Regions from separate parts of the Homo sapiens genome. Here region 2 is linked to region 1. The links are chromatin contacts, found by Hi-C or POLR2A ChIA-PET in ENCODE. All regions are on one chromosome and are shown on one strand. Each heading gives the region's core, a stretch centred on a gene start or an enhancer-like site at or near the end of the contact. The rest is flanking DNA. Distances are from core to core; before and after follow the strand shown. Region 1 holds the start of PTCH2 (patched 2). Region 2 overlaps TESK2 (testis associated actin remodelling kinase 2).

Region 1 (5,553 bases), core at 2,755-5,254:
CACTTTACCCAGCACTGTGTGTATGTGAGTGTGGGCTGCCTCACTTTTCCTGGCACTGTTCCTCAGCCATATGTATTATCTCATTTAATCCTTATGTTAATGTCAGAGATTATGTGACTTCCCTGAGATCTCACAACCAGCAAATGAAAGATCCAGACCATGAGCCATTCCTTTTCCTTTTAGATTCTGTCATCCTCCCACCTCTCCCATCCAGTTCCTTTCACTTCTGGAAACATCCCTGAGTACCCCCAACTCAGTGGTTTCCCCTGTGGTCTCTGTGCTCCCCCTCAGGCTATGAACTTCTAAAAAGCAGGTACCCTGCAACACCAGAACCCAGCAAAGGAATGGACACATAAGAGATCCCAAGGCTGGGCGCGGTGGCTCATGCCTGTAATCCCAGCACTTTGGGAGGCCGAGGCGGGTGGATTGCCTGAGCTCAGAGTTCAAGACCAGCCTGGGCAAAACGGTGAAACTCTGTCTCTACTAAAATACAAAAAAATTAGCCAGGCGTGGTGTCACGCGCCTGTGGTCCCAGCTACTCGGGAGGCTGAGATGGGAGGATCACTTGAGCCTGGGCAGTAGAGGCTGCAGTGCACCAAGATCATGCCACTGCACTGCAGCCTGGGTGACAGAATGAGACCCTGTCTCATTGAAAAAATTTAAAAAAAGGAGATCCCAAGACGTTTGTTTCATGAGTCAGTAATGAGATTTAATTAGATTGCTTTTATCCTGTTATTTGGAGAATATCTCTAGTTTAGGCCCAAAACACGTACCCAGGACCAGTGGAAATGACAGTGAAACAAGCTGTTCTATCATAAAGGAGGCTGCTTGCAGAAAGAGAAGAGAAGCCTCTTTATCCCTTCCTATTCCTGGGGTCTATGGCTTTGGCTCTGGCTGAGCTTAGCTGGGCTCAGGAAACCATTTTGTTTGGGAGAAGACAGGTCATTTTGTAGCTTGGAGCAGCCAGACAGCACTAGGCCCTAGGTTGGAAAGGCTGGAAACTGTAGACCCATTTCTTCCATCCTAGTCTTTGAACTATAAGGCAAGAGGTTTCCTTAATAGACAGACTTGGCCTTGGAAGCATCCATAGAAATGGTGGACTTTGTCACAATTGTTAGCAGTGATGGGCCTATGATGAAAGCAGAGTCCCAAGGCCCAAGTGGTTACAAATCTATTTATCCATGGACCTTATGTCTTGCAGAGTCTGGTAAAAAGGAAGGAGATTAAGACTTACTTAAAGCATAGCATCGGGAGTTGTACTCCTGATGACAACCAGTGCTGAGTCCAGGCCACTCCCTGTCTTCAGCTATTGCCCCAAGAGCAAACTAGGGGCCCATACAGACTTAAGTTAGAGGCTGTTTCTATTTCAGAGACTTGCTAGGGGTACAGTTCTTTTTAACCTTAAATTTTTTATGTTATCATTATTATTGTTTTTTGAGGCAGGGTCTCACTTTGTCGCCCAGGCTGGAGTGCAATGGCACAATCACAGCTCGCTGCAGCCTCTATCAACTCTCCTGCCTCAGCCTCCCAAGTAGCTGGGACTACAGGTGTGCGCCACCACACCCAGCTAATTTTTTATTTTTTGTAGAGATGGGGTCTCACTATGTTGCCAGGGCTTGAACTCCTGGCCTCAAGCAATCCTCCCGCCTCAGCTTCCCAAAGGGCTGGGATTACAAGCATGAGCTACCATGCCACTTTATGCTCAGCAGGACACACTCTATAACAGGGAGAAGAAAGTGCTATTCAGGTAGGCTGCTTTTCATGTGCAGTTACTGTTTGGCCAACAGCATCATACATATATTAGTTCCTCCATAGGCATTTTTCTGGGTGAATGGACAAATGGAAATGGCAAACCTGTTAGGTGTTCACCCCTTCAACCTAAATGTTCCTCTTCCCCAGGACTGAGGCTCTAGAGATGATGTTAATTTGCACAAGCTTTCAAAAAATCAGTTGAGCAGTGTGTATCAAGAGCCATAAAAATGTTCATACTCTTTGACCCAAACAACCCACTTCTGGGAATCTGTCCTAAGGATATTCTCCAAATGATTGATTACAAAAACTACATAGTAACATGAAATATTTATGATGGAATGATTTTTTTTAAGTCTGGAAGAACTGACCAAGAAATTTGCCAGAGATAATAGTAGTTGTGTTAGAAAAATTAGCTTATTGTAGATTCATTTTCTCTTTCTCAAACTTTACATATTGGAATATTGATTTTACCCTACTCTGCCACTTGAGGTTTATCAATCAGGAACCCAATAGAAACAGCACACTCAGATAGGATAGTTGAAAGTTTAATAGAGGGACTATTGCCTCTATTCTTCCCAATTTCCAATCCTTTACACCCTGAATTCTGCAACTCTTAGTGACTCACTCAACAATTATTAAGCACCTATTTATTGTCTGGTGAAGAAGGCAGACTTTCAAGTACATAAGTTTTTGTGTCATAAATGCAATTATACATATATAAATTGAGTTGTTATGCAGAGCACAAAGAAGCAATTATCTGCCAGGAGAGAGACATGAATCAAGGAAGGTTTCAAAGAGGGGGTAGGCTGGGTACAGTGGCTCACGCCTATAATTCCAGCACTTTGGAAGGCCCAGGTGGGCAGATGACCTGAGCCCAGGAGTTTGAGACCAACCTGGGCAACATGGCAAAACCCTGTCTATACAAAATTACAAAAATTAGCTAGGTGTGGTGGTGCACACCTGTAGTCCCAGCCATTTGGGAGGTCGAGGTGGGAGGATCCCTTGAGACTGGGAGCTCAAGGCTGCAGTGTGCTGTGAAGGCACCACTGCACTCCAACCTGGGCAACAGAGGGAGATCCTGCCTCAAAAAAAAAAAAAAAAAGGTGGGTTTTGGGGGTGATTCAAGTTCAGTTTTTGAAGATTATCTGCCAAGACAAAAGGACCAAAACATGTACAAAGGCAGGAACGAGGGAACACTGATGTGAGGGAACTATGGGAGAGAAGGCTTTAGCTAGATCACACAGGGCCCTGTGCTCCAAGTGGGCCTTGTGCTTTGGAGCTATCAGATTTGCATGTTAGAGAAATGACTCTGGTCTCAGTGGAGAGAGTGGACTGAAGAGGGCAAGAATGGAAGCCGGGAAGAGTGAACAGAAGAAATCTTGGGCTTTGATTGGGTCGGAAAGAAAGTGTGGCCCTACCCACTTTGATGCCATCTCTAAGACCTACTGCTACCTGACCCCCGACCTCTGGAAGGAGACTGTATTCACCAAGTCTCCCTATCAGGAATTCACTGACCACCTCGTCAAGACCCACACCAGAGTCTCCGCGCAGAGGATCCAGGCTCCAGCTGTGGCTACAACATAGGGTTTTTATACAAGAAAAATAAAGTGAATTAAGCCTGAAAAAAAAAAAAAAGAAAAGAAAAAGAAATTGTGGCCCTAGGCCGGGCGCGGTGGCTCACGCTTGTCATCCCAACACTTTGGGAGGCTGAGGCGGGCGGATATCCTGAGCTCGGGAGTCTGAGACCAACCGGGGCAACATGGCGAAACCCGTTCTCTACCAAAAATACAAAAAGCCGGGCGTGGTGGTGCATGCCTGTGATCCCAGCTACTCGGGAGGCTGAGGTGGGAGGATGGCTTGAGCCTGGAAGGCGGAGCCTGCAAGCCGAGATGGAGCCACTGCACTCCAGCCTGGGTGACAGAGTGAGACCCCGTCTTAAAAAAAAAAAAAAAAGTGTATCCCTAACAGAGCCCGCAAAGGCCCTTTCTCAGCGTAAGCCTCTGGACTTACACTTGGCCGGCGCTGCGCCTCTCCGGGATCCCCCTCCCTCCTCCTCCCTGGGGCCCCGCGGGCGGGAGGGAGGCGCGGGGTGGCCCAGCCTGGGTGGTCTCCCGCCCCGCCCCCTGCGGCGCCGTTACCTAGCAGCGGGCCGGGCCGCGCGGCTAGGGTAATTTGCGGGCCCCTCAGCCAATGGGAGGGCGTCGCCCCGGCCAGCTCCCTTTTCTGGAGCTCCAGCCGCCTCCCGGGGACTGCAGTTGCCACCTCGAGCCCTGCTGTGCGTCTCGGGCCAGCAATTCCGCCTGCGCGCGGGACCCATTCCTCCTCCAGCCGCCGCGGCCCACGGCCCACGGAGCGGGTGAATCCCGGCGCCGCGCCCCGGACCCGCAGCTCCCTGCACTCCTCCCTCCCAGCCGCTTTAACACCCACACCCCACAGTCTCTCCCACGCCCGCGCCTTGGCGGCCCCACTGAATCCCTACGCGGGGCCCAGCGGTACCGGGAGACCGGGCTAGCCTATGGGAGCGCCCAGATAACGCGGGTTGGGGGCGCCCGCGCCCCCCATCCCCGCCAGCATGACTCGATCGCCGCCCCTCAGAGAGCTGCCCCCGAGTTACACACCCCCAGCTCGAACCGCAGCACCCCAGGTGAGTAGAGGGGGAGCTGGAAGAAGGAAGAGAGCGGAGCCAGGTCTGTCACTCGGGCCTCTGCAAGGTTTGTGATGTCTTGAAGTGCCGAGTGTCATTAGATGTCTGAAGGCAAGTGAGAGCCAGCACCGCAAGCAAGTTGTGCGTGTGTGTCGGTGTGTCTGTGCCGGTGTCTCCTCATCGTCTGGCCAGTGAGAATGAATGTCTGTGGGTTCACCTCTGTGTCCACCCGACGACAGGTGTGTGTACATATGTATCCTGCTCTCAGAAAATGGGCCTATGCCGGCCGGGCGCGGTGACTCACGCCTGTAATCCCAACACTGGGAGGCTGAGGCAGGCAGATTACCTGAGGTCAGGAGTTCGAGACCAGCCAGGCCAACATGGGGAAACTCTGTCTCTACTAAAAATAAAAAATTAGCAGGGCGTGGTGGCGGGCGCCTGTAGTCCCAACTACTCGGGAGGCTGAGGCAGGAGAATCTCTTGAACCTGGGAGGCGGAGGTTGCAGTCAGCCGAGATCACACCACTGCACTCCAGCCAGGGCAACAGAGCGAGACTGCGTCTCAAAAAAAAAAAAAAAAAAAAAAAGGAGAGAAAACAAAAAGAAAAGAAAGGAAAATAGGCCTATGCCTTCCTCAGGTGTGTGCTGGGGATGGTGGGTGTTACATCTTCCAAGTCTGGGCCTGTGTCTGTGTTGGTGCTCCCTGTCCCACATCCAGAAATCAAGAAGCGAGGGCTGGGCAGCAGATATACAGGGTGAGAAGGGAAGGATTTCATGCATTGTTGCAGTGATGCCTGGCTGACCCTTCTCTTTCCATCCCAGATCCTAGCTGGGAGCCTGAAGGCTCCACTCTGGCTTCGTGCTTACTTCCAGGGCCTGCTCTTCTCTCTGGGATGCGGGATCCAGAGACATTGTGGCAAAGTGCTCTTTCTGGGACTGTTGGCCTTTGGGGCCCTGGCATTAGGTCTCCGCATGGCCATTATTGAGACAAACTTGGAACAGCTCTGGGTAGAAGGTAAGTTGTGGACACTGGCCATAGCTGCTCAGGTATGGTGAGCCCAAGACAAGAACGGGGTGAGGAGCTGGCTACTGAGCTCTAGCAGGCCTGGCCCTGGGGCTGGAGGGTCACCTGCTGGCCAGAGTCCTACACCTGGGCAT
Region 2 (5,553 bases), core at 1,218-3,717, 520 kb before region 1:
GGGAACTGGAGTCCTGGGTGCATTTACCTCAGAGAGAGGTACATATTCCCTAGAGCCAGTCCAGAATATTCTCTGTATGGATATGTTTATGTGCTTGTCTGTGCCTGAATTGGTACCTACCAGACCCTATAGGGATATGTGGGAAGAACCTATACTCTTTAGCCTAGGCAGTTGTCTTAGTCCATTTATGCTGCTATAAGAATATATCATAGACTGGGTAGCTTATAAACAACAAAAATTTATTTCTCACACTTCTGGAGGCTGGGCAATCTAAGATCTAGGCACAGGCAGATTCAGTGTTTGGTGAGGGCCTACTTCATGGTTCATAAATGCCTGTCTTTTTGTTGTGTCCTTACATAGTGGAAGGGACTAAAGAACTATGGGGACACTTGTACACACATTCTCTATCGTGGTAAAATACATATAACATATAATTTACCATCTTTTTTTTGAGTGGGGGTCTTGCTATGTTGCCCAGGCTGGTCTTGAGCTCCTGGCCTCAAGCGATCCTCCCACATCAGCTTCTCAAAGTGCTGGGATTACAGGCGAGAGCCACTGTGCCTGGCCAAGAGACAAGTTCTTACTCTCATATGGAAGTGGCAGTAGGGGGAGGAGTGCTCAATAAATGTTTGTAGAAATAACCTGAATTGATATTCCTGAGTGGAGAACTGAGTGTCCACTTCTCTGTGCCTTTGGTGATTTTAAAAAAGATGTTGGCATATGATTTCTTGCATTTTAGTAATAAAGGTTTATTTACATAATATAGTTGAATTACCAATACACTTTAGAAAGTTATTGAGTGCCTTCTAGGAAAAGGCTGTATATATTTAATGAAACCAAGTATCAAACACAAATGAAATGGAAGAAACTCTGTTATTTTATTAGACCGTGAGGAAGTGAGGCAAGTTTTGGTATAGGTAAAGTTGGTATAGAAAAAGGTAACAGCCACTGAGAGGTATTGAAGTATCTATAACACATTTTATTGACTGTATTATAGTTTTCTAACTTGAAAGGTTAAAATAACAACAATTAAAAATATTAAAACTTCTGTATTAATTAAATGTATTACCAATGCCTTGGGTCATTTTATAGGGCTGACCGAGGGAGTAGTCTAGCTGAAAATGAAAGCAAAGCAGCTGTTATCCCCATCCGGGAAAGCTGAACATGCTAATGCAGTTGCTCTTGTCTCTGCTTCCTGCAGAGGGATTTGTTTAGAGGCCACACCAGCTGAGTCTGCACTGGGAGTTGCTTATGGAGAAGTGAACATTCCAGCTAATGGGCACAGAGACCGTGTAGCAATCTTCTGGCTGGGTGCGGTAGCTCACGCCTGTAATCCTAGCACTTTGGGAGGCTGAGGCGGGTGGATCACCTGAGGTCAGGAGTTCGAGACAAGCCTGGCCAACATGGGAAAACCCTGTCTCTACTAAAAAATACAAAAATTAGCTGGGTGTGGTGACACAGCCTGTAATCCCAGCTACACGGGAAGCTGAGGCTGGAGAATCACTTGAACCTGGGAGGTGGAGGTTGCAGTGAGCCGAGATGGCGCCACTGCACTCCAGCCTGAGGGACAGAGTGAGACTCCGTCTCAAAAAAAAGAAAGAAATCTTCCTTGTTGACAAATCTCAAATTTCCTTTTCTTATGCATGCAGAGGTCTTGAAACATTGAGAAGCGGTTTCTGAGGGCCTACAGGCTTATCAGCCCAACTAATGTATTCACCAAAGGCAGGCAAGAGAAATGGGTTGTAAAAGCAAATTCCATTTGTTTTCCCTCTCTGGTCCTTGGTTTGCGCTTTTTCCAGTTTGCCTGGAGAAGCCAGAATCTATTAGCCAAGTGTGATTCCTCATCTTTTGTCACCTTTTCCTGTGCTCTCCACCCTCTGGCTTTGCATATGGATTTCCAGGGCCTTCAGAGACACTGCTGAACAGAGTAAACAAGTGTTTCCCAGAACCAAGAGTCCTGGTGTCACCTGGCCTATAGAGAGTGCACATACAGTCTTTTCATTATAGTGTCTTCTGCCTGGCACTCAGTTGGGAAACCTGAGTGGCTCCTGAAGACAGGCCCGACATATCACACTGTCATCATGCTAAAGAAGTGAACCACTGCCTACCTTTTGACTTTCAGAGCTAAAGAAATCTGCCTGCATGATTAGATGTCAGCTTCACTGCCCACTTATAACCCTGAAGTTCACAAGCTCAGTTTCTTTTCAGCAAATGGGCACCTCAAATGTGAATCTTGGGCAGATTCAACTAGAATGAAGAGAGCAAGGCGCTGTGCTTATGCCGTCATTATGCCTTATTTTAAGATTTTCAAAGATGGATTATCAAGCAGGATGAAGCAGATCAACAAGTTTCCCTTTTGAGAAGTTGGAAGATTTATTTTTAGTCATTCTTTCTGTCTTGCCAAAACTGGTCCGACGCTTCCAAGGATCTGAAGTGCTGCATGGTGCTGCCCCCAACTGGTTCTTTTTGGTGCTTATATTATTACCACATCAGAAAATATATGACATTTAAATTTTTTTCGAAGCGCTTTCACATATTTTATTTTATTATTATTTTTTTGAGACAGAGTCTCACCCTGTTGCCCAGGCTGGAGTGCAGTGATATGATCTCTGCCCACCGCAACCTCTGCCTCCAAGGTTCAAGTGATTCTCGTGCCTCAGCCTCCCAAGTAGCTGGGATCACAGTCGTCTGCCACCATGCCCTGCTTATTTTTGTATCTTTAGTAGAGATGGGGTTTCACCATGTTGGCCAGACTGGTCTCGAACTCCTAGCCTCAGGGGATCCACCTGCCTTGGCCTCCCAAAGTGCTAGGAATACAGGTGTGAGCCATCTCGCCTGGCCAACTTTTACATATTTTTTTTTCAAGACAGGGTCTCACTCTGTTGCCTAGGCTGGAGTGCAGTGGCTCAATCTCACTTCACTGCAGCCTCCGCCTCCCGGGTTCAAGTGATTCTCCTGCCTCAGCCTCCCGAGTAGCTGGGATTACAGGCACCCACCACCATGCCCGGCTAATTTTTGTATTTTTAGTAGAGATGGGGTTTCACTATGTTGGCCAGGCTAGTCTTGAACTCCTGACCTTAGGTGATCTGCCCGCCTTGGCCTCCCAAAGTGCTGAGATTACAGGCGTGAGCCACGGCGCCTGGCCAACTTTCACATATTTTATTAGATTCTCATAACAACACTGCAAATTAGGTGAATCAGGGATTATCATACCTACTTATAGTTGAGAAAAGTGAAAGATGGATAGCCTTATTAGTTGATTTGTCCAAGTTAAATGGCTATTAGGAGGCTGAATTGGGCTAGAATTCAGATATTTCTCCTCTTATCCCATTAAGTTCCCTAGTCCTTTGTAAATGCAATGGTACCCAAAAATATGTATTAAGATATAAATTTTAGGCTTAGAGGAATTTCCCTCTTTTTCTCCCTTGGGAGGAGGAGGGAGATAATACATCATATAAGGTTTGAGTAAATTCATTTTTGAGCTCCTGTGCTGCATGAGGCTCTCTTACTCAGATGCTGTGGTCTCTAAGTCTCCAGTGCAACGTAGTGGTAAAGAGTATGGACTCTGGAGCCAGACTGCAGAGTCTGCCAGTCTCTGCCACTTAATAACTGGATAACTTTAAGCAAGTTGCTTAATTTCTAAATGCCTTCTCTAAAATGAGTAATAGTATGTAGTCATTTTGTAGTCCATAGCACGATGATTGGATTTTCATGTGCATGTGTGAGGTGTACTACCCTCAAACCTTATTAATGTCTGCACGTTGTCTGACATGAAAAAAAAAAGGAAAAAAAGTACCAGTGTACCTACCTTATAGGGTTATTGTGCAGATTAAATGAGATAATATATGCAAAACTCTCAGAACAGTGCCTGAAACAATTTAGATACTATATAAATAACAGCTGCTATTATTATTTATAAATACATATACTTACTCACTTTTTTTTGAGACTGGGTCTCTCTCTGTTGCCTAGGCTGGAATCTAGTGGCACAATCATGGCTCACTACAGCCTTGACCTCCTGAGGTTCAAGTGATCATCCCAACCTCAACCTGTGAGTAGCTGTGACTATAGGCACACACCACCACACCCAGCTAATTTTTTTTTTTTTTTGAGATGGAGTCTCGCTCTGTTGCCCAGGCTGGAGTGCAGTGGTACAGTCTCGGCTCACTGCAAGCTCCGCCTCCTGGGTTCATGCCATTCTCCTGCCTCAACTTCCCGAGTAGCTGGGACTACAGGCGCCTGCAACCACGCCCGGCTAATTTTTTGTATTTTTAGTAGAGACGGGGATTCAGCATGTTAGCTAGGACGGTCTCGATCTCCTGACCTCGTGATCTGCCCACCTTGGCCTCCCAAAGTGCTGGGATTACAGGTGTGAGCCATTGTGCCCAGGCTTTTTTTTTTTTTTTTTTTTTTTTTAGACGGAGTTTCACTCCGTCACTTGCCCAGGCTGGAGTACAATGGTGCAATCTCGGCTTACTGCAACCTCCATCTCCCGTGTTCAAGCGATTCTCCTGCCTCATCCTCTCGAGTACTGGGATTACACGCATGCGCCACCATGCCTGGCTAATTTTGTATTTTTAGTAGAGACAGGGTTTCTCCATGTTGGTCAGGCTGGTCTCGAACTCCCGACCTCAGGTAATCCACCTGCCTTGGCCTCCCAAAGTGCTGGGATTACAGGTGTTAGCTACTATGATCCCACCCCTGGGAGCTACCGTGCCTGGCCAATTTTTGTATTTTTTGTAGGGACGGGATTTTGCCACTTTCCCCAGGCTGGTCTCAAACTCCTGACCTCAAGTGATCCTCCCACCTTGGCCTCCTACCGTGCCCAGCCTTATTCACTTTTTTTTCTTTTTTTTTTTTTTTACTAAAAAAGCAAAGCTGCCCTTCATGGGTATTTAGGAATGATGAACAGCAAGACTATCTTCAAATAGTTTCTCCATAACCTTATCTGCTACTCTTTCCTCTGTTCACTTCAGTCTTACTCGTCTTAACCACTTTACTGAAACTGCTCTGTCCAAGGTTGCCAATGATTTCCTGGTTGCAAATTCAGTGGATACCTTTCAAGCTCGTCTTCCTCATTCATGGCTTTTGATACTGTCAGTCATTTCCTTTGTAGAATGCTTTCCTTCTGACATGTAGAATGTCATTGTCCTTCTGAACATACATACATACATACATACATTTATTTATTTATTTATTTATTTATTTATTTATTTATTTATTTATGAGATGGAGTTTAGCTCTTGTTGCCCAGGCTGGAGTGCAATGGCACGATCTCAGCTCACTACTACCTCTGCCTCCCGGGTTCAAGTGATTCTCCTGCCTTAGCCTCTTGAGTAGCTGGGATTACAGACGCCTGCTACCATGCTCAGCTAATTTTTTTGTATTTTTAACAGAGACAGAGTTTCACCATCTTGGCCAGGCTGGTCTTGAACTCCTGATGTCAGGTGATCCACCCGCCTCGGCCTCCCAAAGTGCTAGGATTACAGGCATGAGCCATTGCGCCCGGCCGTCCTTCTGAACATTTAGAATGTTCTCCTATTGACATTCTTG

What was found. A loop is a pair of places that touch in the nucleus more often than their neighbours do. ChIA-PET counts read pairs that join two places held with the same protein, here RNA polymerase II (POLR2A). Pooled maps may share reads with other maps.
Region 2: a loop to region 1 is called in a pooled map, with 2.2 times the contacts of the local background. The contact joins the enhancer-like site here to the promoter of PTCH2 in region 1. A Hi-C loop is called at or near these places in 3 of 50 pooled maps. POLR2A ChIA-PET finds 5 or more read pairs at or near these places in 3 of 52 experiments (A673, H1 and Panc1).

The regions. Positions count from the first base shown.
Region 1 is chr1:44,841,704-44,847,256 of GRCh38, reverse strand. PTCH2 (patched 2) reads left to right here and starts at 4,004. Exons shown (of 22, transcript NM_003738.5): 1 at 4,004-4,396; 2 at 5,218-5,410. The coding sequence starts at 4,325. RefSeq lists a silencer at 3,789-4,058.
Region 2 is chr1:45,356,870-45,362,422 of GRCh38, reverse strand. All of the region lies in intron 4 of TESK2 (testis associated actin remodelling kinase 2), which reads left to right. It also overlaps the pseudogene LOC124904849. Among named protein-coding and RNA genes, the nearest start is that of TOE1, 19 kb to the right of the region's middle. RefSeq lists enhancers at 1,459-1,958, 2,089-2,168, 2,429-2,528. Within about 2 kb of position 2,467, at least 9 of the 41 ENCODE cell types and tissues checked have a DNase peak (open chromatin) inside an H3K27ac peak, as active enhancers do.